4 separate regions of the Homo sapiens genome follow, and regions 1, 2 and 3 are each linked to region 4. A link is a loop called in an ENCODE intact Hi-C map of the cell type or tissue named here. Cell type or tissue: CD4-positive, alpha-beta T cell. All regions are shown on one strand.

What was found. Hi-C counts contacts between places; a loop is a spot of excess contacts. Peaks named below come from ENCODE experiments on the same cell type or tissue, not always from the same donor. Only the 100,000 strongest peaks of a DNase experiment are listed, where the experiment ranks them.
Region 1: it touches region 4 in a loop (2.1-fold over the local background); 7 of 110 quality-filtered maps call a loop at or near these places.
Region 2: it touches region 4 in a loop (4-fold over the local background); 5 of 110 quality-filtered maps call a loop at or near these places.
Region 3: a loop joins it to region 4, with 3 times the contacts of the local background. A loop is called at or near these places in 5 of 110 quality-filtered maps.

What each region holds. Positions count from the first base shown.
Region 1 is chr9:76,080,077-76,088,076 of GRCh38, reverse strand. The region is part of intron 7 of PCSK5 (proprotein convertase subtilisin/kexin type 5); the gene reads right to left. Among named protein-coding and RNA genes, the nearest start is that of PCSK5, 190 kb to the right of the region's middle. In CD4-positive, alpha-beta T cell, no CTCF peak of the experiment used is centred here; no DNase peak of the experiment used is centred here.
Region 2 is chr9:76,299,848-76,307,847 of GRCh38, reverse strand. PCSK5 (proprotein convertase subtilisin/kexin type 5) reads right to left here. Exons shown (of 38, transcript NM_001372043.1): 28 at 5,631-5,711. Among named protein-coding and RNA genes, the nearest start is that of RFK, 91 kb to the left of the region's middle. In CD4-positive, alpha-beta T cell, CTCF peaks have their summits at 4,535 and 4,734 (motif pointing right); a DNase peak (open chromatin) is centred at 4,707; H3K27me3 peaks cover 498 bases.
Region 3 is chr9:76,164,063-76,172,062 of GRCh38, reverse strand. PCSK5 (proprotein convertase subtilisin/kexin type 5) reads right to left here. Exons shown (of 38, transcript NM_001372043.1): 13 at 2,223-2,359. Among named protein-coding and RNA genes, the nearest start is that of RFK, 230 kb to the left of the region's middle. In CD4-positive, alpha-beta T cell, no CTCF peak of the experiment used is centred here; no DNase peak of the experiment used is centred here.
Region 4 is chr9:76,019,158-76,027,157 of GRCh38, reverse strand. PCSK5 (proprotein convertase subtilisin/kexin type 5) reads right to left here. Exons shown (of 38, transcript NM_001372043.1): 4 at 3,277-3,420; 5 at 121-197. Among named protein-coding and RNA genes, the nearest start is that of PCSK5, 130 kb to the right of the region's middle. RefSeq lists an enhancer at 2,502-3,701. In CD4-positive, alpha-beta T cell, no CTCF peak of the experiment used is centred here; a DNase peak (open chromatin) is centred at 3,047; H3K4me3 peaks cover 881 bases; H3K27ac peaks cover 3,016 bases.

The DNA of each region.
Region 1 (8,000 bases), 61 kb before region 4:
AGACAACACTGTATGGGAGTACCTTCATTATTCACATTCTATGCTACTTAGCCACTCAAAAGATGGCTGATGAGAGAGATGGGAAATACAAATGCAGTTATTTTCTACTTCTCTGGTGAGAAAAATGGAGCAAAGAAGGCTTTTGTGGATAGTAACCTATTTCTGCTCATTTCTGTCTTCTTGCCATTTCTTATGCGACATGACTTCACTCCCTCCTCTTCCTCCACATCTGAACCTCACCAATCTATCTTTTCAGCCCCATACCAGGTAGTCCGTATTATGATTTTCTGTGCACACAATAGGTCACTAAACCAAGAAATTTTTAATGTTCTTTTGACTTTTTAATGATGCACTGAAGTTATCAGATGCAGTTATTAGCAATCATATTAATTTTACCATTCACAAATGAAAATCCATTTTCTGTGCTTCCTGAGCATATCAAATGCAGCCGACCTCACTTTCAAAAAAATAGAGAGCCTAATAATGACTATAGGATCAACTGTAAATGACAAAATTTTAAGTGCCATTTATAAGCTACTTTTAGTCATGATATTGTTCATATCCTAGTCCATGAATGGAGAGCACGTTGCACTGAATTTAGGGACTTCAGGTCAGTTTTCTAAAGTGACACTTGGAAATGGTGAGTAAGGTGGTCAAAGACTAGTGTCAAGGACAATGAATCAGTGCTGCAAATACAGAACTTGCCTACAACCCTATCATTAGCTAATTTTATGTTTATTGTGTGAATAGAAAGAAAAAAATTGAGTTACTTATCCACCATATCTGCTAGAATATAAATTTGGTAGAACATCAACTCACAAAAGGCTTAGTAGAATCAATTTCCTTATCGGAGATGCCCTTTCTTCATAAGGGTTGATTGACACTGAGGATTTACACACTTAACACTGCTTCTTAACTTTATCAAAACAGTGTACAAGTTGGTGTGACCCTTGGCTCCTGACAGCAATATCACAATTGTGTAGATTTCTTTTACTTTGTTTATTTTCACAGTATAACTGGAAGAAGAAAATCAGTCTTACATGGAGAAAGAATAGTAGAATACGTGTGATGAAATAAAAACTGGGTGTGTTTACCAATGGAAATAAATATGCTTTCATACAAAGAATTCTATTTTGATGAACCTTTAGATATTCTGTATATTCAGGAACTTCAAATAATACAATTTTGGAGCTGAATAATGTCCTATGGATATTATGTAAAGTTGGACACATAAAAGCTTCATTCAGTATAATTTTACATTTCTACATAAGGGAACTAAGGAAATGATGTTACCAGAGCCAGTTAGAGGCTAGGCTGGGACCAGAATGCACCCAGTCTTGCCTCATCCAGTGCTGATTTCCCCTGACTAGTACTGACACCAAGTGTTCCTAAAAATGCTTAACAACTTCTTTAGGAAAACATGCTTAACAATAGTGGATTCGAGAAAATTAAAAAAACAAAATAAAACAACCTTCTCTTCTGCCTTATCTCATTTGCCAAATCAACAATTCCCAAATAATTAGCTGCTTTAATAGTCCCTCGATGTCAATTCATACTGGTCAATTCTGTTTTTTCTCAGACCTCATCTCATCTGTTCACAGAGGCCTCAGCAGGACTCAGGTGATTAACTTCCGGTCACTCCTTCCTACATCCTCCATGCTTTGAGCCCCTGCACAGTTTTCCCATTTTGTGGGGGCATCTCACACTGGCTGGAAAGAGGGGCAGGCAGACTAGGTTTCTCAATTCCTCACTCAAAGCAGCTAAGAAAATAAATGTATATTTCATATGCTCTCTGAAATAACCACAATCAATTACTAGCACCAACACAGCTGTTCTGGGTACATCCACCATCCCAGCATTGCCATTTTTGGGAGAAGAAAAGCTATTCTCACACCTGCCAAAAGTTTTTACAACTTGGTTCATCCCAGAGCAAAGGCAAAACCATGCTCAGACTTTCAGGAGGGCCAGGTTTATGAAATTAAGAAGGACATTTCTAATATTAACATTGATTACCAATGTTGAAACTGCTCAGAAATGTGTATCACCTTTAAATGTATATGGAAGGGGTAAAATTTGAAAAATTCCTTTCATAGAGAATAAAAACATTTATTATTGACAGAGGTATGAAAGGAACTTACTGTAAATATTTGGACAGGCACTTGGAAAGGAGGATAGAGGGATATTCCAGCAATAATGGAAAGTTCATACTCTTCTCTAAGTTAGCTCTAGATTATGAAATCTCTCACTGTGAAGTGGTTCCAAGTGCCAGCTCAAGTCTGCAAGGGTAAACTACCCTCATCTAGAGCCCAGCATGGGGCCTGAACTGTCACACGCCTCTACTACATGAAGTAATAATACTTGATCTTACACGGAGTAACTCCTAACATTTCTGAAATAGAGAAGATCAGCCCTCTCCATTTCCTACCCATGAACACAATCCTGTCTTAATTAAAACAAATTATGCTTTAGAGAAAATTACAGCTGTTATCAGGCTCGCATTATTTACAAGCCTCTATAGTGACTATTTTTGGGTCCTTAAAGATGCATCCAATGTGGCCCTTCCTTTTAAAAGAAACCCATTGCAGGACTGCATACTTCATATGTGCAATCTTATTCAGCCTTCACGATAGCTCTGTAAAGCAAGTCCTATCATAGCCTTTTCTCTGGGAAAGAGAAGCGCTGATAATTTGTTTCCGGTGAAATAGCTAGACAGTAACCAAATGGAGCAAGAGAGGGACTCTATACCACTATAGGCCTCATCCAAGGATGAACAGGAAGAGAACAGAACAAACAGCAGGGTTCAGGGGTGTGCCAAATCAGTTGCCTGGATGATCAATTCTCCAGGAACTCAGAGAAGATCTTTGTTGTAGTGTTCACTTTGGTGACCACAATTCAGCTACGGTTGACTAGGAGCTGAGTGTGAACAGATGGGCCCACCTGACCCACTCGACAGGAGCTGCTATCGCACAGAGCACGATGGCAGAAAGTGCCACAGTCATTTTTCTTACTGGCCATGTTGCCTAACTTTGCCAAGACTCAGTTTACAAATCAATAAGCTGAGTGTTCCTGTGAGGCTCATGCCCATGCCCACCTCAACTGGCTATAGGTGTTATAATAATGTTCACAGCTAAATATTAGGTTTGACTGTATTCATCAAACATGAGGTGAGGAATGCAAGCTCAGGTGAAGCAGAAAAACAAACCTGCTATCTAAGCCATATATACTTTAAAATCAGTTGATATTATCAACTGAGTTCCATGGGCCCTTGTTTGTTACATAGTGGTTTTTCTTTTCCGACTACTGCTGTATTATATTGAAGGAAACTGATCTGTCTGTTCTCCCTATCAACTTTCTCAAATCTCTGTTTAGAATCATAGAAATTCAAAATTAGTAAAGACCTCAACTTGACCTAATCTAATCCCTACATGATTTTGAATCTTCCCTTAACAGGGACACCCATACTATACCATACTAGAACACTCTTGTGAGGAGGAGTTCACTTACCTCCCAGGTAGCCCAGCAGTCACTATAAACAGAACGAACCAAACCAAAAGAACAAAGGACTGTTATTGATAACTGATTAATCTAGGAGTAGAATAGTCTAACAGAGGGATTTAAAATAGGATTTGCAGAAGTTGATTTAAATTGCCCACACAGTTACTAATGGATCTCTAAACTAAAACTGAAAACAAGATGATAATAAAAATTTGAAATTTGCACCTACACAAGGTTAGAATAGATTTGTGTTCCTCTCCACAAAAATGCACAACAATTCACATTAATATAGTAACCTAAATTTGATACTTGGATGTCAGATAACTTTGTGCAATTAAATAATGTGAAACCACATATGTATTTATGAAAAACACACATTTCTTTGTTTCCAAAATGGATGATATTATATTGGGTACACTCGGCAAACCAAGTCTTAGCTTTGTTAATGTTCTAAATACACAGAATTCCACCAGGATGTAGTTAAATCTTGAGGGAGAATTTCTAAAGCAAATCCCAGTTAAAGTCAATTTTCATTAAGTGGAACCAATTTTTAAATAAGCTCCCTTTTCTTTCCGCCTAGCTATATATCATTCCAAAATTTTACATTTGCTGACCAGTTTAACAGTAATCTGTCATTTATTAAAAAGCAAACTGGTACTAATCCTGCTACAGCTGGGTGTATATCAGATAAAAACATATCCCTCCTGGATGGAATTAGTTAAGTTTATTATGATTATTACTACTGCTTTCATTATATCTCTTCTGTCCCCTCGTGGTGAATGTATGTCTTTAATTTAAGGGTGGGGAAATATGTGTATGTTCACTTGTGTGTATGTACAAGCAATCTTTGCTTTCAGCAAACACTCCACATAATCCATCAGTTTTTAAATCTGGTGAATTGAAAAGGCATTTGATGATGGGAAGGGAAAATAGTGGTCAGAGTCTTCCTAAGAGACTAAACAGACATACGCCAATGGATGTCTATCAAATGTCTTGGTTTCCATCTGGACCCCTAAATACAATAGAGTCAGGATGGGATGAGATACACAGTTTCAACAGAATAAAGGGGCCAATGATCCTGATTTCACTGACTCTTCTTGACCATCCTTGACAATGGCTCTGTTCTGTTAGAGTTCACTGGAAAGCTTTAATTGGTATTACTAAAGCCGAAGAAACTCAAAGAAAAATGACTTGAACTTCAAAGTATACTTGTAGATAAAATGACAAAGCAAACCCTATAAGCTATGCTCCTAAAACATCTACAAAAAACTGCATGATTTCTCCAGAAAAAAAGACTAAGATAAATGCCAAACCAGTGCTTGGCATATAGTGGGTATTCAAGAAATACTTCTTCTTTTTTTTTTTTTTTTTTTTTTTGAGATCTCGCTTCTGTTGCCCAGGCTGGAGTGCAATGGCCCAATTTCAGCTCACTGCAACACTGGCCTCCCGGGTTCAAGCGATTCGCCTGCCTTAGCCTCCTGAACAGCTGGGATTATAGGCGTGCACCACCATGCCTAACTAATTTTTGTATTTTTAGTAGAGATGGAGTTTCACCATGTTGGCCAGGCTGGTCTCGAACTCTTGACTGCAAGTGATCCACCCGCCTTGGCCTCCCAGAGTGCTGTTATAACACGCATGAGCCACCGTGCCCGGTCTTAAAAAATATTTGAGTAAAATAATAATGGGAATACTGGTAACCTTAATATAGGCTTTTCTGACTATGAAAAAGATACCATTTCAAGTTTTTTTCTCTTTTTCTAAAAAATGTTATTAAACACACTTGTCAGGAAATTGTGAAATGCTGTCAATATTATACACCTGCTGATGAATATCGATTGCAACAAGTGTATTAAAATCCAATTGGGGCAAAAAAGATGATTCCAAGGCAACTAGATTGTGCTACAGTAAGTCTTCTTATTGTGGGCTGTTTACTCTGCTCTAGCTTACCAGATTGTGTAAACTGAAGGGACTTTCGGAGCTCGCTTGCACTTCATTTAGAACATTTATTCATCATTATACAGTGAACTCCCCAAAGACAAGGGCTGAGTGCTATTCATCTTTCCCCACCATCTAGAAAAGTGCCTGGAATATTATAACCCCTCAGTGAATGCCTCTTCAATGCAACCAGGAATAAATGAATGAACAAAGAATCAATCATAGAAAACTTCAGGGTCTTAGCTTCTTATTCTGACACAAACCCTGGGGTCATCTACAGCTGAAGCATTGTCAACTCACTCACTTGTTTTATAAAATCATTTTCCTATTTAGGACTGACTGGGAAGATGAAGCCAAGAATGTTTCCTGAGAGAACACTTTGCTGGCCATGCCAAGGAGCCAAGCCAAAGGCTCACCATGGTAAATGAAACTGTGTAAGTCTGAATGAGAGAAACTTTTAAACTGTCCTTTCCTAAGATGACATGTAAAATTTCAATTCTGAGACCCTGGCAAAACTGACAAAGAACCTGTGAGAGAACCTATATGCCCTACTAAGAAGCCTAGGATGTTCCTTGTCAGTCATAAGGAGCAATGATGAGTTTTAAAGAGAAAAAAAAAATGACAAGATTTGCCTATGAAAATACTTCATTGACTGCAGTATTCAGGCAGAATTGAAAGATGAAGCTCAAGCTGGGAAGTTTGGAAAGTATGCTATAGTAGAAGTCTGTATGAGAGATTTGTTTCTAACTGTGAGGACAAGAAGGCAGATGGATTTCCTAAGGTTTTAGGAAACAGTACATGCAAGACTTACTAGATGACTAGCATGAGGAATGGAAGAAATCTCGGGGTTAGGAAGGGAGACTGGGTGAATGGGAGAGCCATCAACAAGTGAGAGAATACATAAATGTTGATAAAATTAACCACTAATATTATTTCTAGTTCCAATGTTTGGACTCTAAAGGTCTAATGACTTTAGGTGAATTACACAAACTAATTCCGCAAATTTTAAAATGAAGTTAAATTTAAAAGCAATTCAAAAAAGTAATAAAAAGAAAAGCTTCTATGTAGTTAAAGTTGAGAACCGTGGTTAAATGCATCATTTTACTACAGGACTTCTCAGAACCCTTAATATGCTTTTATGTATTTATTTATTTATTTATTTGTTTGTTTGTTTATTTATTTATTTATTTTTGAGACAGAGTTTTGCTCTTGTTGCCCAGGCTGGAGTGCAATGGCGCAATCTCAACTCACTGCAAACTCTGCCTCCCGGGTTCAAGTGATTCTCCTGCCTCAGCCTCCTGAGTAGCTGGCATTACAGGTGTGGGCTACCACGCCCAGCTAATTTTTGTATTTTTAGTAGAGACAGGGTCTCACCATGTTGGCCAAGCTGGTTTCAAACTCCTGACCTCAGGTGATTTGCCCACCTCAGCCTCCCAAAGTGCTGGGATTACAGGCGAGAGCCACCACACCCAGCCTTAATATGCTTTTAAATCTTCAAAAGGAGCATATAATAAGTGGTGTTTCTTAAGTATACTTGACAATAAAACCTCTCTACCCCCAACCCCTTTTGCCTATCATTTTATTAAATTAGTGGTTTATGCCATATACTTTAGAAAATATTATCTTTGATATTTTTCCCACTTACATAGGTCATTATTTTATAATAATCTCAAGATTATATAATGACCTTCTGTAAGGGTTACTCAGCAACATGAGATTTAGAACAATAAAAATTTTATGGTATTTTGCATGATTAGTCAGTATTTTGTTTTTATTACCTTTGCCCATTTTAAATAGTGATAATGACTAAGATTCATAACGTATTTAGAGACTTTACATTGTTACAGGAGCTCTGCTGAATATTTTACAGGAATTAATCATATAATCCTTACAACATTACTATAAAGCATTTACTAGCATTTAGCTCCATTTTAATATAGAAACAAACTGATCCTCAGAGAGGCTAATTAACCTGAACATGACACAAAAGTACTGGAATTCATATTTCCAAATCCAGGGTCTGGGTACTTTAACCACCATACTACACCATGTATGTTTATAACATTTCTAGAATATTAAGCAAAAATAATACCAGTGTGATCCTTAAGTAAATTATCTCAGTACATGCATCAAATTGGCATGGAAGTCATTTATAAATTCATTCACTCATTCATCCTTTCTTCACTAAACCCCTGCTGAGTGCCAGATACTATTGTGGGTACTTGGGTACAAGCATCGAAGAGACAATGAGATCAGTAGAAATAATCAATAGAAGGAGGTATAATAATTACAAAGAAGGGATTCTGAAGGGCTGGAGTGCGTGTGTGTCATATTGTATATAGGGAAAACCAGCGAAGCCTTTTAAAAAGACAAGTTAGATGAGAGCTCAGAGAAGCATGGGGTTTTGTATACAGGGTCACTGTGACCTTGTCAAAAAGCAGCTTCAGTGGATTGCTGGGGTGGAGTCCTGAAGCAGTGCCTTCAAGAGATAATGGAAAAAGAAAGTTGGAGGATGGCAAGGTGGGACAACGGCTTCAGGGAATCTCATTTTAAAGGGAAAAAAAGGAGAA
Region 2 (8,000 bases), 280 kb before region 4:
TTTTCTTTTTTTTTTCTGTTTTTGTTCTTTGAAAATCAGATTTTATTATTGGTCAATGTTTGGGTCACTGTGTTCTTTAGAGTAGCTACTGTGCTATGCAACCTAAATTTATCTCATCTTAAGTTTGTCCCAAATCATTGTTAAACATCAAAATTATCCCCTACTCACAGGCTTTCTTGTTGGTCGGGCTATAAGTAGGTTGTCCCAGGTTAATATACCATTAACCAAGGAAACATTGGAAGTGTTCCCTTCTCCCTTTCCCTCCAACAGCATTTGATGGGCAGGCTTTCCCAGGAAGTCACCTCAGCAACTCCATGGGACAATTTCAAGGACAGAACAGCTTCAAGACATCACTCAGTCAATACATATGGAGACCTTGACTAGAGCTCAGGGATTGCTCAGAAATCAGCATGGCTCACACAGGAAAAAATTAGAAAACGAAGTTCTAGCTCAGAATGTGGGATTTCAATGACCCTGACCCTCAATCAATGTTGACATCTTACCATTTTCCTTATTACCTCCTCCCTCCCTTTCTCCCTTCCTTCCTCTCCTGCCTTTCATCTTCTTTCTTCTCATCCTAAGAGTCAGCCGGGTATAGATGGCGCTCTAGTCACACCTGCCTTCAGATCCCAGCTATGCCGCCGAAGGGTAGGGTAACCATGGATACGGTAATTAAACTCTCAGAATCCTACTTTCCTTGTCTCTAAAATGAGAGAAAATAATTCTGCCCTTATAGGATTGTTGTGAAGACTAAATGAGATAATACGTGTCAAGTGCTTAACATAGGGGCACATGGATACAGTAATTAAACTCTCAGAATCCTACTTTCCTTGTCTCTAAAATGAGAGAAAATAATTCTGCCCTTATAGGATTGTTGTGAAGACTAAATGAGATAATACGTGTCAAGTGCTTAACATAGGGGCACATGGATACAGTAATTAAACTCTCAGAATCCTACTTTCCTTGTCTCTAAAATGAGAGAAAATAATTCTGCCCTTATAGGATTGTTGTGAAGACTAAATGAGATAATACGTGTCAAGTGCTTAACATAGGGGCACATGGATACAGTAATTAAACTCTCAGAATCCTACTTTCCTTGTCTCTAAAATTAGAGAAAATAATTCTGCCCTTATAGGATTGTTGTGAAGACTAAATGAGATAATACGTGTCAAGTGCTTAACATAGGGGCACATGGATACAGTAATTAAACTCTCAGAATCCTACTTTCCTTGTCTCTAAAATGAGAGAAAATAATTCTGCCCTTATAGGATTGTTGTGAAGACTAAATGAGATAATACGTGTCAAGTGCTTAACATAGGGGCACATGGATACGGTAATTAAACTCTCAGAATCCTACTTTCCTTGTCTCTAAAATGAGAGAAAATAATTCTGCCCTTATAGGATTGTTGTGAAGACTAAATGAGATAATACGTGTCAAGTGCTTAACATAGGGGCACATGGCTACAGTAATTAAACTCTCAGAATCCTACTTTCCTTGTCTCTAAAATGAGAGAAAATAATTCTGCCCTTATAGGATTGTTGTGAAGACTAAATGAGATAATACGTGTCAAGTGCTTAACATAGGGGCACATGGCTACAGTAATTAAACTCTCAGAATCCTACTTTCCTTGTCTCTAAAATGAGAGAAAATAATTCTGCCCTTATAGGATTGTTGTGAAGACTAAATGAGATAATACGTGTCAAGTGCTTAACATAGGGGCACATGGATACAGTAATTAAACTCTCAGAATCCTACTTTCCTTGTCTCTAAAATGAGAGAAAATAATTCTGCCCTTATAGGATTGTTGTGAAGACTAAATGAGATAATACGTGTCAAGTGCTTAACATAGGGGCACATGGATACAGTAATTAAACTCTCAGAATCCTACTTTCCTTGTCTCTAAAATGAGAGAAAATAATTCTGCCCTTATAGGATTGTTGTGAAGACTAAATGAGATAATACGTGTCAAGTGCTTAACATAGGGGCACATGGATACAGTAATTAAACTCTCAGAATCCTACTTTCCTTGTCTCTAAAATGAGAGAAAATAATTCTGCCCTTATAGGATTGTTGTGAAGACTAAATGAGATAATACGTGTCAAGTGCTTAACATAGGGGCACATGGATACAGTAATTAAACTCTCAGAATCCTACTTTCCTTGTCTCTAAAATGAGAGAAAATAATTCTGCCCTTATAGGATTGTTGTGAAGACTAAATGAGATAATACGTGTCAAGTGCTTAACATAGGGGCACATGGATACAGTAATTAAACTCTCAGAATCCTACTTTCCTTGTCTCTAAAATGAGAGAAAATAATTCTGCCCTTATAGGATTGTTGTGAAGACTAAATGAGATAATACGTGTCAAGTGCTTAACATAGGGGCACATGGATACAGTAATTAAACTCTCAGAATCCTACTTTCCTTGTCTCTAAAATGAGAGAAAATAATTCTGCCCTTATAGGATTGTTGTGAAGACTAAATGAGATAATACGTGTCAAGTGCTTAACATAGGGGCACATGGATACAGTAATTAAACTCTCAGAATCCTACTTTCCTTGTCTCTAAAATGAGAGAAAATAATTCTGCCCTTATAGGATTGTTGTGAAGACTAAATGAGATAATACGTGTCAAGTGCTTAACATAGGGGCACATGGATACAGTAATTAAACTCTCAGAATCCTACTTTCCTTGTCTCTAAAATGAGAGAAAATAATTCTGCCCTTATAGGATTGTTGTGAAGACTAAATGAGATAATACGTGTCAAGTGCTTAACATAGGGGCACATGGATACAGTAATTAAACTCTCAGAATCCTACTTTCCTTGTCTCTAAAATGAGAGAAAATAATTCTGCCCTTATAGGATTGTTGTGAAGACTAAATGAGATAATACGTGTCAAGTGCTTAACATAGGGGCACATGGATACAGTAATTAAACTCTCAGAATCCTACTTTCCTTGTCTCTAAAATGAGAGAAAATAATTCTGCCCTTATAGGATTGTTGTGAAGACTAAATGAGATAATACGTGTCAAGTGCTTAACATAGGGGCACATGGATACAGTAATTAAACTCTCAGAATCCTACTTTCCTTGTCTCTAAAATGAGAGAAAATAATTCTGCCCTTATAGGATTGTTGTGAAGACTAAATGAGATAATACGTGTCAAGTGCTTAACATAGGGGCACATGGATACAGTAATTAAACTCTCAGAATCCTACTTTCCTTGTCTCTAAAATGAGAGAAAATAATTCTGCCCTTATAGGATTGTTGTGAAGACTAAATGAGATAATACGTGTCAAGTGCTTAACATAGGGGCGCAGTAAATTGTAGTTCCTTCAGCTTCCTGTTGATTCTCTCCTGCCACCATTCCACTCCCTTTCTGAGGCTTGTTTTACTCCCCTCTTCCTTCCCTCTGGTTTCATACCTGGGTGGCCTGCTCAGCTTCTGTGATGACAATCATGGATACAAAGCTGATGAGCCTTGCCATAGATGAAACTAGATTCAAATACAGATGATAGAAAGGTACATACATAGATAGGATGGATAGACACAGATATGCGGATAGATGCAAATACAGGTGGAGATGGAGATATAAATGATTAGGCTGCCAGGCTGGGTAGTTGGTTTTTTCCTAGCTTGGAGATAAAAATTTACCCTGGCTTTCTTTTATTTTTTGAGACAGAGTCTCGCTCCATCACCTAGGCTGGAGTGCAGTGGTGCAATCTTGGCTCACTGCAACCTTCACCTCCCAGGTTCAAGCGATTCTCTGGTCTCAGCCTCCCAAGTAGCTGGGATTACAGGTGCCTGCCACCAAGCCTGGCTAATTTTTGTATTTTTAGTAAAGATGGGGTTTCACCATTTTGCCCGGGCTGGTCTTGAACTCCTGACCTCAGGTGGTCCACCCGCCTTGGTCTCCCAAAGCGCTGGGATTACAGGTGTGAGCCACTGCAGCCAGCCCCCTGGTTTTCCAATACACTAATTAAAGCTGATGATTGACTGATGTATTCTCTCTGGGGCATCTGCTAAGGGCTGAATTTAGCCTTGTGCAGAGCCACCTTGGCCACAGGATTGTCACAAAGGTGTTCCGCATGCCTCTCAAAGTAACCGATTCTGTCCCCGAGGGCTTTTTAAAACTGCAGTATCACTCAGCCCCAAAGAGAAGGCAGCCGAAAGGCAAGCAACAATCCTGTTGCTAATAGTCAGATGCTCACTGAATGGCTGAGAGCAGTTGTTCAAAGAATAATAAGGCAACAATATTAATCAGACAGTGAACACCGTGCAAATCTTCAATGTTCTATGTCCAGGCTTCAGGCTGATTTTCCTTTGATGTTATCATGTATATACTAAAATATATTTATAAAGACATGAGTTTTCATCAATTTTCTCATATTTGTATAAGTTTTAATGTCTATATCTACAAATATGCACATATTTATAATTACATGTATCTCACGTTCTGGCAATTTGGTATTTTACTGCATACTCCTGGTATGAAATTCTGTAATGTCAGCCAAGCACGGTGGCTTATGTCTATAATCCCAGCAATCTGGGAGGCCAAGGTGGGAGGATAGCTTGAAGCCAAGAGTTTGAGACCAGCCTGGACAACATGGTGAAACCTTGTCCCTTAAAAAATAATAACAAATAAAAATAAAATAAAATTCTGTAATGTCTTCATATGTCCACCAGAGGGAGATCTGTACAAGCAGTTAACTTAGCAATTAGGCCTGGGCAGGGCATAAAGTCCTCCTCAGCAAGAGTTCTTTATCATAAAAGATTGGGGACTTAATCTCAACAAGTAAATTTTAACCGTGATCATAGTTTCTCTTTTTCCAACTTTGGAAATTCTAGACTGGACAGGACCACAAAAAAAAAAAAAAAAAAAAAAAAGAACCACTTTGACCCAGAAAGTGCAGTGTCCATTCTTCAGAAATGACTGTAGCTAAACTATATAAAGCAAGGGGTTCATTTATTGTATTTATTTTTTATTTAATACATAATTCACTCATGGTGCAAAATGGAGAAAAGGCATGTACTGTGATGTCTCTCTCCCAATCCCTTCTCCACCCTTTTTCATACAAGCTGTATCTATTCACACGGTTTATCACCTTGCCTGTAAAGTAAACAAGCAATATATTTGGAAATCATTCTTTATCAGTACAGAAAGAACCTCTTCCTTTTGGTGGCTCCATAGTATTCTATTGTATGAATACATCGACTTTATTTCTCTCATCTCCTGCTGGTAACCACTTAGTTTTTTCCAGTCTTTGTGATTTCAAACAATGCTGCGGTGACTGGGAAGGCAGAGGTGCTTCCTTAGCCTATTAAAGTTCTGCAAGGACAGAGGCTTTTCTTGATAGCCTCTGCCAGCCATGACCATTTAGCTCGTCACGAATATCCTTATCTGTTACAGAAATCTCCACTGCGGAACTTCTCACAGTCTTCCCTCTGAGTGCCCACTGATATGTTGTGTTTATTGCCCCTCCTGTCTCCAACTTTTTCTAATGACCTCTGCATCTCTGCACCCCATTTGCTTCTGGCCTCCCAGCTTCTTGGGGTGATTTCTCCACGGAGACCATCTCCAGAGATAGTCTCTGCTGCTGTGATTGTTGCCTCCCTATTTCCCTGTTACCTCTTTTGATTTGAACTTTCCACCTTCGTCGCTCCTGCAGCAGGCTCTTCACCACAGATAGGTTTGCAGTGGACACAGCTTCTTTTTTATTAAAAAAAAAAGTGTTTAGTTTTTTTTTAATGCAAAAAGGATAAAGAAGATAAACTTCACCTATAAACCCACCACCCAGAAATGTCTGCTGTGTATACTGTGGTACATGGATGTCTCATCTTCATATTGAGTGTGTGAGTATAATTACATCTATGTATAGATGTGTCATCATTTATAGCTTCTGTACACATAAGACTGACCCTGAACACTGCATTTAACACTATAAATCTCGTAGGTATTTTCTCTTGTCATTAGCATTCCTTGTAAACATCATTTTTTTTTTCCACGAGGAGTCTTGCTCTGTTTCCCAGGCCAGAGTGCGGTGGCGCCATCTCAGCTTGTTGCAGCCTCTGGCTCCCAGGTTCAAGCGATTCTCCTGCCTCAGCCTCCCAAGTAGCTGGGACTATAGGCAAGCACCGCCATGCCTGGCTAGTATTTTGTATTTTTAGTAGAGATGGGGTTTCACCGTGTTGGCCAGGTTGGTCTCAAACTCCTGGACTGACGTGATCTGCCTGCCTTGGCCTCCCAAAGTGCTGGGATTACAGGCATGAGCCACCGTGCCCAGCTGTAAACATCATTTTCAATGGTTTGCATATTTATTTGTATGGATGGTAATTCATTTAGCTTTTTTCTTTTGTTATATTTTTGAGATTGTTCCCTTCTCTTTTTAAAATCGTAAAGCTGCTCTCAACATCTTTGTGAGTATACATTCTTGGCTAAGTCAGGATTCTGCCTATTAGGTATCCCGACTTACCATTATCTGGTGCCTTTTTTTCCAGGGCCATTTCCCTTAGAGCCCTGTTTATCTCTATACCCTCTCAAATGGCTTTCTTTCTTTTCTTTCTTTTTTTTTTTTTTGAGAGAGTCGCGCTCTGTTGCCCAGGCTGGAGTGCAGTGGTGTGATCTCGGCTCACTGCAACCTCCACCTTCCAGGTTCAAGTGATTCTAATGCCTCAGCCTCCCAAGTAGCTGAGACTACAGATGCGTGCCACCACACCTGGCTAATTTTTGTATTTTTAGTAGAGACAGGGTTTCACCATGTTGGCCAGGTTGGTCTTGAATCCTGGCCTCAAGTGATCTGCCCACCTCAGCTTCCCAAAGTCCTGGGATTACATGTGTGAGCCACTGCGCATGGCCCCAAATATTGCTTTCTTTTGTGACCCAGGGAATGCTGCTTTCAAAGCAAACTGGTGTTTCAAGTGTTAAAACTGGACCGAGTCAAATAGTTAGGGAGTAGACGAGACTTTATTGTGTTATATGTGTCCTGAGAGCTTTATATACATTTTCTCATTTCATTCTTAAAATGACTTTGTGTGAGGCAGTTTCATGTTTTCACTTTACAGAGAAGGACACAGGCTCAGAGAGGATGAGTAACTCACTGAAGGTCACACAGCTAGCAAAACACAGAGCTGGGATTTGAATTCATGTGTGCTGTGCCCTAAAGCCTGCATCTGCTAGAGGGTGTAGACATAGGCTTTAGAATTTTTCAGCAATAAATTTGAATTCTGAAGTAATTTGATAGAAGCCAAAATAATGGTGTGCTGGTAAGACAGGTCTCTAGAAAAATGAAAAACCAAAAACCTGATTTGTAGTGTTTCCAATTTCTGTGGTGTAAATACTCCCACCATAGCTAATTTCAAGCTGTCAATGGTTTCACAATCCACTTCCAGAACTCCTGAGTATATAACGATCTGGGCAAGCTGATACAGATGCTTCCTTTGTCCTACTGGCCAAACAGTTAATTACTTACCCAGTGCCATGTGTTTTTTTGCACTCTGTGTTCTGGTAGGTTAAATAACTAAAAATGGTGTACTCATTTCTAAGTGAGACAGCTGTACACATCTATAAAGTCTCTCTAAAAATCAGATTTCCATGGCATCTTTGAAGTTTTCTAAAGTTCAGTGACTATTAGGCAACGTATCTTCCCACTACTGAAGTCGATTTATTTTTTTTCACATGTGAGTGACTTTCAGTGTTTGTGACTAACTCTGGGATTTCAGTCTTTCCCCAAGGATTAGAATTAAGATCAAGAGACAGGCTAGTGATAAATTGTTAGGATGTGGTCACAAACACAAAGCTAATTCACCATGTCTGTGTTCTGTAGATTAGACTATCAGCAGAATATGTAATTAGAACCTGCTATAACATTGTTTTAATCAATGATGGAAATATGAGGTAAGATAAATGTGCAGAAATTACTCCTAGGACTCTCCAGCACTACCGGGGGAAACCACTTAAGAAAATCCAAATGGTTTAACAGTAGCAGAGGAAAGTGCTTCC
Region 3 (8,000 bases), 140 kb before region 4:
AGATCCAACTGAATTTCTATTCGCTTACTGATGTAACCCTTATTAATCAGAGAGGAAGAAACCTATCATAGGACTGTACACCACAGAAACAATGATATAGACACATGCACATACACACACACACCCCCCCACCCATAAACAGGACACTCAAAGTCCCTTACTAAAGGTGTAACTAATCCTGAAATGAAAGGTTGGTTGAAGTAAAGATACACAAAGACTATATGTTTCTATTAAAGTCTCCAGGCCAGTAATAGCATTAGGGTATCTCTCGTCTGGCGTAAAAAGAACACCTCAACACCTCTAAAATGACTGGAGGTGACTAGGGTTAAATGTGAACATTTAAATAGTATAAGGAGATGCCTCTGCTATGAAATAGGTAACTCTAGATTATCTGAGCTACTGTAGAGTTTTAAGTGCACATAATCATAGTAAGCTCTGTATAGACTCAGAACTTCTTGAGGGCAGAGGGATTTATATTCGTGACCCCTGACCCTTAGATGCAATGCATGGTTAACCAGTAGCCCTTAGGAGCAGCCTGGGCTTATCATGGAGAGTAGAATTTCTGGTGTCTGGTGGTAATAAAGAACAGAGTCACGTTTAGTTAGTTTTATAACTTTAAAATGCTCAAAAACATACTCTTTATGTCTGCACCTTCCTTGGTACACAACTGCCACATTTGACAGTGTTTATTTCTCCGGGGTCTCTTGTCCTGTAAGAGTCCAGCAGTGATGCCTGCTAATGGATCACAGCCCAGTCACCATGCTTCCGTTTCACCTATGTGCCATGACCCTGTGCAACCTCATGGCAGGGCAATAAGCATGCGCTGCAAAGAGGAAGAAAGGAGAGAGGAAGATCCTGGGAACTAATGTAGATTATGAAGAGGTGAAAGGGTCTAGAAACTCTGGGCTATAATCTGCATGTTTTCTCTATCAATCCTGCCTTATTGACAAACATTTGCTTTCTTGATAAAAACTTGGTTACCACTATATTCAGGCTGCATTCTGGAGGTGAGCTGGGCACAGATACTCTTTAACAAAACGTTTATCCTGATTCATTGTGACCTGGCCACCATTCTGGCTTTGACCTCCCTGATTATGGGACCACTGTGGCAAACAAAGATGAACCTCATTACAGAACTAGGGAAGGGATAACCAAAATGTACAGTCAACAATGGATCTCTCAGAATGAGTAACTTTCTCAGATTGGCAGGCAAAAGTCTGGCAAACGTGCCCTTTATCCCTGTGTTCTGCTGTGTGCCTCCTTTGCCCTGTGCAGCTAGCTGTATCTGAATGCTACACACTCCCACAATTACAGAATGTCTAGGTTACTTTATTCTGTAATCTGGAGAGGGCTAGAACTGGATGTCAGTCCTAAAACTTCCCCCAAGCCTGGTTCTTCTAAAGAGGACTGGACAGAGCACTGAGAAGGAGGACTTTATCTGATGGCTAAAGATGTGTTCATGGATGGGTGGGAAGCTAATTAGTTATCAAACAGATCATTCACTGCTGAGCCACTCTGTAGGGCTCTGTAATGGGCAACACAGTCTCTCACCCCATGTTGCCTTGTACTTTCCCTTATTTTATATTATAAACAAGCTTTACAGGTTAGCATGAAGACGGGAATAGGCTGTGTGCAGAAACAGACTGAGCCTACCTGAAAAGACCTTTGTTAACATCATAATTTCTGTTTTACATGTCAAGAAGGGTTTCTTTTTCCTTGGCTCTTGGGCTCATGCAGGGAAGAATATCATCATCATTTTCTTTGGTGGTACCCAGATTAGCTGGCATGGGCCGAGCTCAATGTCTTGCCTAAACTGAAAAGTAAATTTAGGGAAAACTAAAAAGAAATAGATAACTAAGGAAGCCTGTCTCTTCTTGTGAGATCATGCAATTGAACTCAGTGCCGGTGGACAGGCTGGCTTGTTTACAGACATAGAAAGTCTGGGAAGCTGGTTAGAGATGTGGATCATGTATTCTGAAACATCAATCAAAAGCTGTCATGTTTTGTTCTATACTATATGTATTCTTTATTTCCTATCCTTAAATTACTATCTCTCAAATGGTAATCTTGAGAACTGAAATACATGCAGGTAATTCAAAGCACACATGAAATGAACCACATGAGAAAAGATGCTAATATGTGAGTGTGAAACACTCTGGCCAAAATATACTCCATCATTTTCTTCTACACAGTAGAACAATGTATAGAAAGGGAGTTCTCACCTGGAGTCTTAAAGTTCCTTAGCTGAGAGGGAGTATCATAAACTTCAAGGACCCAGTCACCAGCAGCTCTTTCTCCCCAGCAATGAATGGTCATGAACTCCCAGTTTTTGAATCCTTCCATGGAGTGATCAAATAGCCTGAAAGTGAACAAAACATTGTTATGTGCGATATTTCAAATCCAATGAGGGTCTAGTTAATACCACAATCGACACTGTTTTTTGTATCCATTAGCAAGTTCAGCTGGGCACTAGAGCTGGTCTGCATCCTGGATGTCACCAATTTGCAGATATATATATATACATATATATATAAATCATTGTTTTACCACAGAGAAACAGAATTGGGGCTGGCTATGTAATAGCAAATCTGGAAGGGAGAACCCACTGGGGATCAGGAAAACCAGGTTAAGACTCTACCTACAAGACTGACAGTAGAGTATTGAAGACGTGGAGGAGCTAGGGCTCTCTTATACTGCTGATAGGAGTGCAAAATGATACGAGGCTCTGGAAAACAGTTTGACAGTTCCTATAAAGTTACACACACACTCACCATAAAACTCAACAATCCTCCTCCTACCTATTTAAACAAGATAAATGAAGACATATGTTCACACGAAAAACTTCATATGAATGTTCATAATTCCCCAAAACTGTAAACAACTCAAGTGTCCATCAACTGGTAAATGTGTAAACAAATTATGGTACAGTCGGCCCTCTGTATCTGTGGATTCTGCATGTGTGAATTCAATCACAGATTGAAAATGGATGACTGTATATCCATACAACAAACTACCCAGTAATAACTACTAATACATACCATGATATAAATGAATTTAAAAAACATTATGCTAAGTGAAAGAAGCCAGATACAAAAGACTACATACTGCATGATTCAATTTATACAATATTCTAGAAAAGGCAAAATTATACGTAAAGAAACAGATCAGTGGTTGCCAGGGGCTGGGGAGGAGTGAGGAAAAGAGGCATGGGGAATTTTTGAGGGTGATAGAATTGTTTTATATGTTGAAAGTAATGGCGTGTGGCTATACAGCAACACAGATTTGTCAAAACTCACTGAATTATTCACATAAAAAACTGAATTTACATTGTAGGTAAATTATGCTTCAATAAAAAGACTGCCCACTAATCTTATCCAGTTCAGGGAGTTATGCCTGAAATCCCAGCCTAGATCCTGCTCTTTCAGTCCTTCCAGTGATTTCCAAAGCTCCGAATTTGCAGTTTAAAATCTCTTCCTGCTTGAAATAGCTAGAATTATTCTGTTTCCTGCAATGGAATCCTGAAAGATATGAAGTATGAAGGGAAAGAAAACAAACAGATTCCCTTTCAAGAATAAAGAGACATTAATAATGTATAAAATTAACATATTAAGAAATAAGTGGGTGCAGCGGTTCATGCCTGTAATCCCAGCACTTTGAGAGGCTGAGGTGGGCAGATCACCTGAGGTCAGGAGTTCAGACCAGTCTGGCCAACATGGTGAAACCCCGTCTCTACTAAAAATACAAAAATTAGCCGGGTATGGTGGTGTACCTGTAGTCCCACTACTCAGGGGGCTGAGGCAGGAGAATCCCTTGAACCCAGGAAGCAGAGGTTGCAGTGAGCCTAGATCATGCCACTGCACTCCAGCCTGGATGACAGAGGGAGACTCTGTCTCAAATAAATAAACACATCACTTATGCAGGTATATAGCATAGACTTGACTACCCAAATAAATATCCCAAAGATACAGAAGACATTTTCTGTAAAGATGAAACCTACATAGTGGAAAGTGAAAGACGGGGCAAGTCCTTTTTGTATAGAACTTTAAAAAATGATGTTCATCTATTATTTCACTGAAAAAAATAAAAAAAGAGTAAAATATTGCAAGTGAGCGAGGCAAACAGAGAGGAAAAATATCTCTAAAATTTTCTTAGGGGCAATCATGTCCAGTTACTGGGATATTTCTCTCCTTCAATGGGGACAAATGGTAACAAACGTTATGGTAACTAAAGTTTGATGGCTATTCAGAACACACAAATCAACTCTCTTTGCTTTAATCTCATGTTTACCAGACAAACTGGTGGTTATAATTTGACCTTCTCTGTACCTCTTCCCATTGAGAGAAAATGTGCCCTTCTAAACATAAAAGTAACTAGTTCAGTCTTCTTATAACAATATATTAGAACTCTGATTTTTTAAAAACGTATTTTATCAGTGTGTCTGAGGCTCTTTCTAAAATGCCAGCAGGATTCTAAAGCTAAAGGGTTCAGAAACACAATTTTGGATTGTGATAGGTAAATGGCTAACACTTTGCAATATTCCCTAGAGAAAAGCAATAAACAGGAAAATCACCTGCTATATGTTCCTGAACCCTTGAAAGACAGAAAAATGAAAATTATTAGGCAGCATTCTCAGGTCTCCCATGGTCAAAAAATTTGGGAAAGGCTGAATCAAACACAGATGAGTAGAACTCTTTAATAGAGGACATCTCAGATCTTCAGAATATGCAAATGTGTTTTATCAATTTCCATAATGGGGTTAACTGGGAGGCAGTGATTTTCAAAGTTTACCTGGACATGAAGCCTATTCTCTCTCTCTTTTTAGAACATCTGTATATGATCTATAAAGGTTCCCTCTCGAAATAGAGGAGCGTGGCACTTCAATGAGGAACCAGGTTGGATCTGGCAACTTTGGCTCACAGTGACAAGGATGAAGATGGTAGCTTTTTACATGAATATTTTCCCACTGGAATGGGTCCTCAATAGAGAAAGGATGGTGCACTTTATGGAGATTCTACAATCCACTGAACAACCACAATCAGCTCATTTCACAAGTTTATGGCTTAAGACTAGACTTGGACAAGAAGAAATGGCTGTGTCATTATATACTTAACTTACATCCATTGAATCCCTCACTAAAAACCCACAACATGTGTATGTTGGGCAAGAAGACAACAGAGAAGGGGAAGAGGAGCTTTTTCAAACTGCCCTTTCTAACAGAGAGATGTTGTTAAAGGGAATATGTTGATATAGAAATGGCTAGAGGCAGAAAAGCAGTTTAGAACCACTTCCTTCCTTAAGTCCCACAGCTCCAGCTTAAGCTCTAATTCGTTGAGGCCATGGTGCCATTTGAGGGCACTGAAGCAATAACTTGTCACATAATACCTCTCCAAGAGTGCCGAACTTAAAAGCAGTTCCCAAACAGTTTAGACAGAACACTTGGCTCATTGCCTCACATCCAAAAACTACAAAGGAGACTTGAAGCTGCCATCACATGAGGGGCAGTCTTGTTTCCACAACCTCAGCCAACTTTTAATCACTCATGGGTCAATGATTTGACTGCTGGATTAGCAGACCCTACGTTTCTTCCCTTCCACCCTTTCCTGTCCACCTTTGAAAGTCATTTCATTGCTACCAATCACTTTCAAATCACATCGGGCACAAAAATTAAATATAAACTGACTGCCAAGAAGAAATATCCACAAATCAGAATTCAAGTAAGTGTTTCAAAGCCCAAACATAAATGAGCTCTGTCTATGTGGCTAAGCAGTTTTCCACCCCCTGGTCTCTTCACATTATTCAGAGTTGGAATGTTCATTAATTTCATGTGAATATAAGAGTTGAGGAGAGGAATGAAAATGCAGCCAAACACAACCATCACATTTTGCTGAAAGAGTTGATGGGGAAAAAAAAACAGGCACCAATGGTTGTTGTATCACCTAACTGGGCTTTACATTGCTAGTTTCATTCCGTCCTTTATAAGTACACATTGTTGTGTGTTTTAACTTGGATTCAATACTTCAGCTACTTCTTATTTTCTACCATTGTAACATTAAAGGAAACTGCATCTCTGCATAAAACAAAAGGTAATATAGCTTGTAGGTTTGCTTTGCATTGCAAAGAACATACTTGCTTAAGACAATCAAGTGTCGAACCATGGACACCTGCTACGGAGATTCCAATTGTGGGATCTTCTTTTATCAACTAAAAAGCTTAATGCCCAGCGTGAACATCCACGCTGTGCCAACAGTGAAGAGATCAGACACATGCCAACATTATTAGTGTGGGTAAAATGTCAATAAAGCAGAGCCAGTGTGCTGAAAGCCTAAGTACATTAACTCCATGCCTTTATCCACTTCTCTTGCAGTGAAATTCTGTCCTGTCAAAGTTGACTTCATAATCACGTGCTCGATGAAATGATATATGCATGCGATGGCACAAATTATGCATCCAGTTATTGAAATGGTGCCCCACAGCCCTATCCCTGCAAGTGGTTTCCAAATAAATTACTTTGGATGAAGCCTGGTAGAAAAGATGACCATCAAGTGTAGTATATCCTTTTGAGGAATTAACTCAGGAAATAACTTACATAATTACTGTAAGCTTTATTTCCCTTCCTCTTAAAGAGTCTAGTGAATGTATCAAGGCCACAGCATTCTTCTGTGATGTTATGGCAACTAAATAACAAGATGTTTTATAAATACTGACAGCTATGTGTTATCATATAATTATTTCTAAAATTGTAAATGGATCTTAATTTCAGAATCATCCACTACTATTCAAATGGTATTTATGTCCACTACAGAACTAGACATCAGGCTAATATTCCTGGAAATTTTCTCTTTTCTCTCTTCTATTTTTTATTTTTTTAAAGTGATTCATTACAATTTAAGGTAGAGCTTGAAGAACTCATTTGGCTCCACTGTAGTTGAGTTTTTGGTTTTCTTTAGATGTTTGGTTTTTGTAAGTTTTAAATAATTTCTTCTGATACAGGGTATTTAAAACATACTATTTGCTTTTTCTCTCTTTCCTAATCTCAATTACTTCTTTAAGAAAGATTGAGAAGGAGAAAGGAACTGGTTCTAGAGGTCTGTAATACCTAAAATGATAAGTTTTTTTTTTTTTGGTAAAAAACCTTCCAATATGCAAGCTATTATCAATTCATTCACCAACCCCAAAATGCATTCCTTCTTGTGGGTACATAAGTACTTAATCTTCCTCAAGATTTAATTCATTTTAGAGTAGATGGCTTTTATTGAAATATCTGTTTTATATTATAAGCCCCTTTGTAATTTCCTTGCACAGCATCCAGCAGCATACTGCTCCCAAGTCTTTTGATGACACAAAAGTAATAAGAATGTGTATGAAAAAGCTGGATGATCTTTTAAATCCTTGCTATTTAAAGTGTGGTCTGTGGACAGGCAGCTTCAGGATCACCTGGGAGCTTATTAGAAATGCACATCCTTGGACCTCACCGCAGACTGATAGAATTAGACTTTTTGGGAGAGGGACCCAGCCAACTGCATTTGATAGAGTCATGTACCAGGTGCTTGGAGAAGCACTGTGTAAATAAGAGTTACCACTTATTAAGTGCTTACTATGCTAGGCACTGTGCTAAGTATGTAACTGTACGTGATCTTAATACGTGTACCAACCAACCCTGTGAGGTATATACTATTACATCTATTTTATAAATGAGGAAATTAGGCTTTCTAAATTGAAACACAGATATCAGTGAAGTCAAGAAAAACCCAGCTCTGTCTAACTCCAAAGGCTGTACCTTCTTTTGAATGAAGGAAGAAGGTTCACGTGGTTGGGTGTTACTGGAATGTAAAACATTCACTGCAAAAGTGTAATTTTTACTGCAACCCACAGATGCATTTATATACCATGATGCCTTACAAATGTCAATAGTCTGTCATTGAACATTTGGGTAGGGAAGTGACAGAAATGACTGAAGCATAAACACTACATTTAAAATATATTTAATTATAGGACTCCAT
Region 4 (8,000 bases):
TTGGAGCAAATTAGCAATCATATGTTATCAAGGATTTTGAAGAAAATACTTCCCTCAGTATGAGCAGAAAACAAAGCTCCTTGCCAGCCACATGCCAGCCACCCCTCACTTGGGCCTTACTTGTTCTCGTTGCTTGCATCATAACGAGGCATTGGGTCCAAGTCATTCCCATTCACGTCGCAACTTGCCAGAGCATCCTATGGCCACAGAGGAGAGAGCAAGGGAAAGGAAATGGACATTCATTAATTAGCCAATGACCCACAGGCTCATGCATTTTTAAATACATTTCTGCCAGAAAGTAATTAGGTTAACTAATACGCTCACCTCACGGTTCAGTGGTGTCAGGATGCCTTAGGGAGGCAGTGCTCATTCAGTGATAATTAGTGCCATATTTTTCCCCCTTAAGGTGAAGAAGAACTCTACACAGACCAAACAAGTGCCTGGTTCATTCTTGCCAGCACTTTTTCCCCTCATACCTAGAATGACCCAATTCATGAAACGTATATCTTTCAAAGACATCCTCATTATTACCTTTTCTCTGAGGTACACCTTGACTACCTAGGCACAAAGTGATTTATTCTCCATAGACTCTCTCCCTACTCCTTACTTGATTTCTTCAGCTTGCAACTTCCTTATCATAATATATAGATTTCAGAAGACAAAAATCATTCACATATCATTGGCAAGCCAATTAAAAATCAATATTCGATCTTTATTATGTCAGGTATCTTGGGACCGCTATTAGACAACCCTCGTCTGGTTCCAGGTATTGTATCTACTATAAAGGAGTCCATAATTTAGACATTCTACTAATAACCATTGGCTTTTGGACCAACCAAAATAATGAACAGTTTTCCTACACTAAGATTTCAAAATGAGGAAACAGTATCTCCAGAACCAAAGTTGGATTTGCTTGTTTGCTTTTAAAACTGATTGTGAAAAATACCTGCATTACTGAAAAAAAATTACTAGTTACAATTGATCAAATTTATGTCACTGTAGCCAGCCTAATTTAATATGCTTTCAATTTTCTTTGATTGATTGATTAATTGAAACAGGGTCTTCCTCTGTCACCCAGGCTGGAGGGCAGTGGTGTGATCACGGCTTGGCTCACTATACCCTGTATCTCCTATGCTCAAGCAATCTTCCTGCCTCAGCTCCTGAGTAGGTGAGACTACAGGCAGGTGCCATCACACCCAGTTATTTTTTTTTTACTATTTTTAAAATTAATTATTTTGGTATTTTAAAAATTCAGTTAGAGCTATTTTTCATAATTTGGTTAGAACTCCTGAGGGGCATTCATTTTAGTATAGTAGAACATTTTTATAGCACTTCTGGTTATTTGAGTACTTAATGAATGCTTACTTCAAACATGGGCATAATTTCTGCCCTATGTCTTTTTCAGTTAAATTTCCTAAGAAAGATACAAGAGTATAAGGAGGGAAAAGAAGTCTCAGAGGGAATACAAGAGATTAAGACCACAAAGATATGGGGTCACTACAACAATTTGGCAGAAGTTTCTTTCTCTTTATGTTAGGTGGCTATAAGAAACATATGTAGATAAATAGTATAGGAATACAGATGCGGGGTAAAATGGTGACTCAACATCTTACTATCAAATGAAAAATGGGCTGCTTCCTCCTTCTAGCCTGGAATAATGTGGTGTTATTGAGAACCCTTCTCTGGAGTATAATTTGGCTTATTTTCAGTTCTGGTGGTCTGTTGAGTGGCTTGGTCTCTCTCTCTCTCTCTCTCTCCTCATTTTTTTTACTTTTATTAGAGATGAGGTCTTGCTGTTTTCCAGGCTGGTCTCAAACTACTGAGCTCAAGCAATCCTCCTGCCTCAACCTCCCAAAACACTAGAATTACAGGTGTGAGCCACTGCACCTAGCCTGAATGTTCTTATACTTTATTATTATTCCTAATTTCAATGTTCGTGAAAGTAAACACTATCTTGATTTTCTGTCTTTATCAAAGGCTCCTCTTTCTGAAAATAACTTTTAGTACATAGAGCCTGAAATGTTTCGGGAAATCAAGTAAAATATACATTGTATATACAGGTGGTTTAAGTTCCTGCTTCTTGTGCAAAAGAGGCTCTGCAGACCTGCTAAGTGTCCTTTGGAGCACGAAGGCTTCAGAGTGTATCTAATGTACCTTACTAATTTTACTGATAAGGAAAAAGAGGCCCGAAACAGAGGACCAACCAAAATGATAAAGTTTTCCTATGCCAAGATTTCAATATGAAGAAACAGTATCTCCAAAACCAAAGTTGGATTTGCTTGTTTGCCTTTAAAAGTGATTAAACAAATCCAGACTGGAGGGAACCCAAGTCTTTGACATGTTACCGAACGTGCTTTCTCTCTTACCCACCAGGTCCAACATAAAGAAGAACCGAGAGGGCACCAATCATGCTAATTGCACAGATAATTCTGGAGAATTTTTTTCTCAAGAGGAGAAAATGACAAACATAAAAGACGGCACTCACAATTACATGAATGCTATTTGTATTTAGTCAAATACATTTGTATGCAGTGGGGAACAGCAGCATGCTGTAAAACCCTCTTCGCGTGTGACAAGAAAGACATCTCTGCTGGGGCACAGGCAGCCATAGTTTCTATTCTTCTATCTGACCATGGATAACTCACTTCAGTCTTCAGGCTACAGTTTATTCTCCTATCAAAGGAGGAGACTAACCTGAAGTTCCTTTTTAGCTTGAAAATTCTATTCTGTAAAGAGACAGTTTATCTGAGTGCACTTAGATGCAGCAACTCAACTGTTTTGTTCAAATGAGAACTAAATGAATTTGTGGTTTCTTCTTAAGAAAGGAATTGATTCCTACAGACTACTGGGAGGCTGATCATTACTGTCCTTTAAAAAAAAGAAGAGGCAGAGAGAGAAAAAGACCAGCAGATAACTGGAGAAAAGTTCGAAGTACATTTTTCTCCATAAAAGAAACAAAGAGTACTGCCTGGCTGGTTGGATAAATTGTTGAGAACAGCGAATGTTGCTGGTAGCAGATGGTGTGGTGGCGGAGTTTCTGCTACCTTATTGCTTTCTTTTTGTAAGTCAGAACATCAAAGGCACTGGAAAGTTGAAAGGGTTATCTCATGCTTCCTGTATTCAAAGAATTCTCATCTTTTACCAGAGAGAAGCAAAACACAATACCCTATTGTACGTTGCTACATTTTTCAGTAGCTATCCACCTTTTTGATAATCCTAACATGAGTTTCTCTGTTTCCCAGAAGGAAAGACCTTCTAACCACAGCATACACTCACGTAGTTTTGCATCAGATCTGGATGGGTTCTCTCAATTCCGTCATCCAGGATAGTGACCACAATGTTCTTTCCCGTGTAGCCTCTCTTCCAGGCTCCTTCGATATTCATGTCAGACTGGCAGGGATGTGTATTGTCACTGCAGTGCTGAAAGAAGAAGAGCATGCTGCAAGATTACTAAATAGTGAGGAAATGGAAGAATTACCTATTTCTTTCTTTCTTTTGTTTTTTTTTTTCTCTGCTGCCCAGGCTGGAGTGTAGTAGTGTGATGAGCTTACTGTAACCTCAAACTCCTGGGCTTATGGGATCCTTCTCCCTCAGCCTCCTGAGTAGCTGAGACTACAAAGGCACACCACCATGCCCAGCTAACTTTTAAATTTTTTGCAGAAACAAGGTCTTGCTTTGTTGCCCAGGCTGGTCTTGAACTCCTGGACTCAAGTGATCCTCCCACCTCAGCCTCCCAAAGTGCTGGGATTACAAGTGTGAGCCATTGTGCCTGGCTCTACTTCTTAAGATAATGCATTAAATTAGCAGCAATTTGGCACATTGTCTACTAGTGTAAAAACATAGATCTCCAGCATGAACAAGGGAAGACAGGAAGGAAAGATGTGGGAAAAGCAAGTGAAACAGAAATCTCTCCGCCACCAGCTCTGTCCTGTTCTGATACCGTAAGTCTTTTGGAAAAGCATAAACTAAATAAAGTGTATCTCAACAGCAGAAAAATGGATGTATCATTTTATTGTTAACATGTTTTAATGACATACAAATAGGCATCATAGCATTTCATTTATAAATCCAAACCATGTCACTGAAGAACATAGACTTTATAATTTCTCAACCACGCGCCTAGAAGCCCATCCAGCTACAAATCGAACCACTCAGGCAGCTTCTCTGTACAGCAGCCAGATGTGTGCTCCTATGAAAAACCCATGGGCGAGAAAAAAATAACAGGTTCTCCACACTTCTTTCACTAAATTAACAATGGCTATTGTACCATAATTTGTAGCCAGTAGACAAATTCATCAAGCACTATTTTTTTGAGAAGGAAAAGAAGAACAGTGCCAAGTCCAGAAAGGTGTCCTACACAGGACAATGTGTGTGAAGGCTTCGAGGGGAAGGCTGTAAAACATGGAACCTGAGCTCATTATATATAGTAATTTCATTCTGCAATGGCTACAACATACAAACATATTGAAAAACAAATTAAGGCAGCAGCTTTTCCTGACATAATTTACTAGCATTCATCTAACCCACACAATTGTTCCTTTAAAGTCCGACTCTTTGAAATATCCCTCTGTGTGATGTGTGATGTTGTTTTCCAGGTTCTTAAGACTCGGGAGAGGAACAAAAGAGGAGAGCTGTGCTGCTACATAATTCCATAGTAACACGAGCCACCCCAGGTCTTTCCCTATTCACTACTTTCTTCCTGCTTTGTAACAAATAGTTCAGCATATCGGGAATGGAAGAGAATAGAAGCTTAATATGCCCTAAATACAATGGAGACTTCACTGCCATGGATTCACTTAACACACACGTCATTGAGTACCTACTATAATTAAGAAATTATAAAGTATATGTTCCTCAGTTACCTGGCTTGAATTTATATGCTAGGGTATGGCTGTGCGCAAGGCAGATGAGGTCCCTGTCCTAAAGGCGAGACACAGAAGATAAACCACCAAATAAACAAGACCATTCAGAGAGCTCCCTGTGTTTTAAAGGCTCTTTGTGTTTTAAACACTGTGATATGATGGTGAATGCTGAGGGATCTGAGTACACCACTTTAGATGAGATGGTCAGAAAAAAGACTCCAGTCTCTGCAAACGTGAAATGTGAGAAGGAGTTGGTCTGCCCAAGAGCCTAGGGACAAGTGTCCTGGTAGAGGACACAGCAAATGCAAAGATGGTAAGGCAGGAAAGAGTTCAGCGTATCAAAGAAAGAGAAAGAGGATGGGTAGGATGGGTATTGTTGGAGCTTAGAGAACAGGGAGAGAATGGCACAGAAGGCAGAAAGTTAGAAGCGGAGGCATGGTCAAATCATTCAGGGTGTTGTAGGCCACAACTCGGCTTTTATTCCAACTACATCCTAAGCAGAAGCTCCTTTCCAAACCTCATCCCTTACAGGTGCCTCCAATGCCTCCGAAATAAATTTGTTAATTAATTTATTCCCCAAATGAGACTGCCTTTTGTTGAGTGTTATAAATACATTTGAGTAGTTTCAAAGATTCATTCTAAGAAAGGGTGCACCCATGTTTTTATGACAGACAACATTGATTTCCTAGAGAACAGGGGCTTCTACATTTTTATGAACATTTGTATCTTTCCCCCATCTTCCTGACTTCTTTCTGGCACCTGAGGCCCTGAACACACACTCTCTACTATTCTACTCTACTAACCCGAATTCTCTCTCCCTCGTGCCTTCAGTTTTTGGGGCCCAGCTATGGACCTACCTCTTAACACATAGCCTTTTTCAGCCTACTTGTCTTTGTCTCTTCTCTGAACTTAGAAATACACCCCCCAACCCACACCCACACACACACTTTCTCTCTCTCTCTGTGTCTCTCCCTCTCTCTCTGTTCTATGCAATCCAACAACGACCCAGTGAATTGTGCCAAACTGTTGTTGACTGTTGAATCTTGGGTGTGAATTTTGTCTCCCTGACTGTAAGCCCTTAGAAGACCAAGCAATAAACTAAGTCTGCCCTAGGATTTCAAAAATATTGGCTAATTATATCCCAAAAATGGGGGCATATTCTCAACTTTATTTCCACTATGTGTACTGCTCTGACTTCTTCCAAGATACACTGCCAGCAAACACTTGGTTAACAAAGATTGATTAAAAAAATAGTGTAGATTTCTGAAATGCCTCCGTTTTTCAGAAGCCTCATTCTGGCCAAGAGTTTTTGGGCCTCTCCTCACCACATATTTTAATTTAACACAAAGCAACCTTGACAGGTTTTTATTCCATTCTCCTTTCAAAACCTGCCGTGGCCACCTGCGGTATCGATTGTGACATGAAGTCATGTTAATGTGGCCAAGAGGTGGGCCGGAGGAAGGAAATGCACAGGAAATGGGTAACCCACAAATGGGATAACCGGCCTGGAGTGGAGGGATGCTGCCTGAAATTGTAATTACGAAAATTGAAGAAAACCAGCCGTCTACGGAAAACATGCGTGTTAAAAGTGAAGCAACTAGGTTCCTTTCTTCCACCTCTGCTTCTGTTGAATCTGACTTTACCATTAAATATTCTTGTACCACCTTTTTGCTTGTTTTCTTTATATACATCACTATGGTAGGAGGTGAAAAAGAAGAAATATCCAACTGATGCTTTCATACGGATAATCTAATATAGCAAGCCACCAAAATACAGATGACAAAAAGGAATGTTAAAGCCTAGGGTGTCTTTTGCAAATGTGAGTAATAAGGTGAGAGGGCATTTAAATCAGAACCCTGAATCCTGAATGTGGATCTTCGACTTTTAATGCATTTCAAGTGGCCCAGGCTTCCAAATATGTTTCTAATGTAGTTGTTTCCTATACCTCAAGAATCCAGAGACCAAAGGCTATGGGAAATACTGATGTCACCCAACACTGACCAGAGATGAAAATGAGTTCATTTCCTTAACCGCCTAGTTGAAATGGTCTTTAAACTAGGCCCTATTTATTTGACAGGAATCTATGTTACAGCAGCACCCAGAGGCAAACGGAACACATATTAGCCATGATTCCCTCATACATCATCAACCATGGTGAGAAGGTCTCTGCCAGAGGTGGAACTAAAGAAGAGTGTCTAGAATTGTGTTACCACACATGCAGCCCACAGCCTGGTGTTCACCAAAGGGGCCAGTCAGAAATTTCCAGCATATTTGAAGCTATTGAAAACCACATACGTGCACAGTATATGCAAGATAAATATTTATAGTAAATGTAGGTATTTTCAGTTCTGAATAATGCACTGTACTTCAGTGATGGTCTATTAGGTATTTAGAAATGACACTGGACACATAAAATGGAAAATATCCTTAAGAAACAGCCAATATCACAAGGTCTCCACTTTCTTATCCATATCAGCTTGTACTTTTTTAGGAATGAAATTTTAAAGACATTGTCCTGTGAGTTCAAGAAATGGCCTTTTCCATACCAGGGTTATGAGCTATTCTGCTTATAAACCACTCTGGGTGCATCCACTTCTCTTGGGTCTTCATAAACATCTCACAGCTCAATGAAAGACAGTTTATACCCCAAATAAATACCTTTATTATGTTCTCATCATCATTATTTTAAGACTGAGGTGGGAGGTGCTGGCAGGGTTTATGGGTGGGAGGGCTTATGGTATTATATTTTTTAAATTTCTCTAAGTTCTGAGGGTCTCCAATGAACTGCCAATTTAAATGCTGTCAATAATCTGCTAACAATGAAAACATCTGTTGTTCATTATTATTGATAGAGTGGCTTATAAGACTTCATCTCCGACTATACAACATTAACAAGAAAATAAAATTAAATATCCAAAAACCTGTTTTACAGAGAAATGAAGACATACATCTAATCAACTAGGTAAAGGGTACATATACTCAAAATTCTTTGTAAAATTTGGAGTTCAGGAGTTGTTGGAAGTTAAAAAAAAAAAGAATTGATATTCCTTAAGTGAAAATATAACTACCGTTTACTAGGTCCTTACATGGCCAAGCATTTTACTAATCACTTTATCTGGATTACCATCATTTAAAATT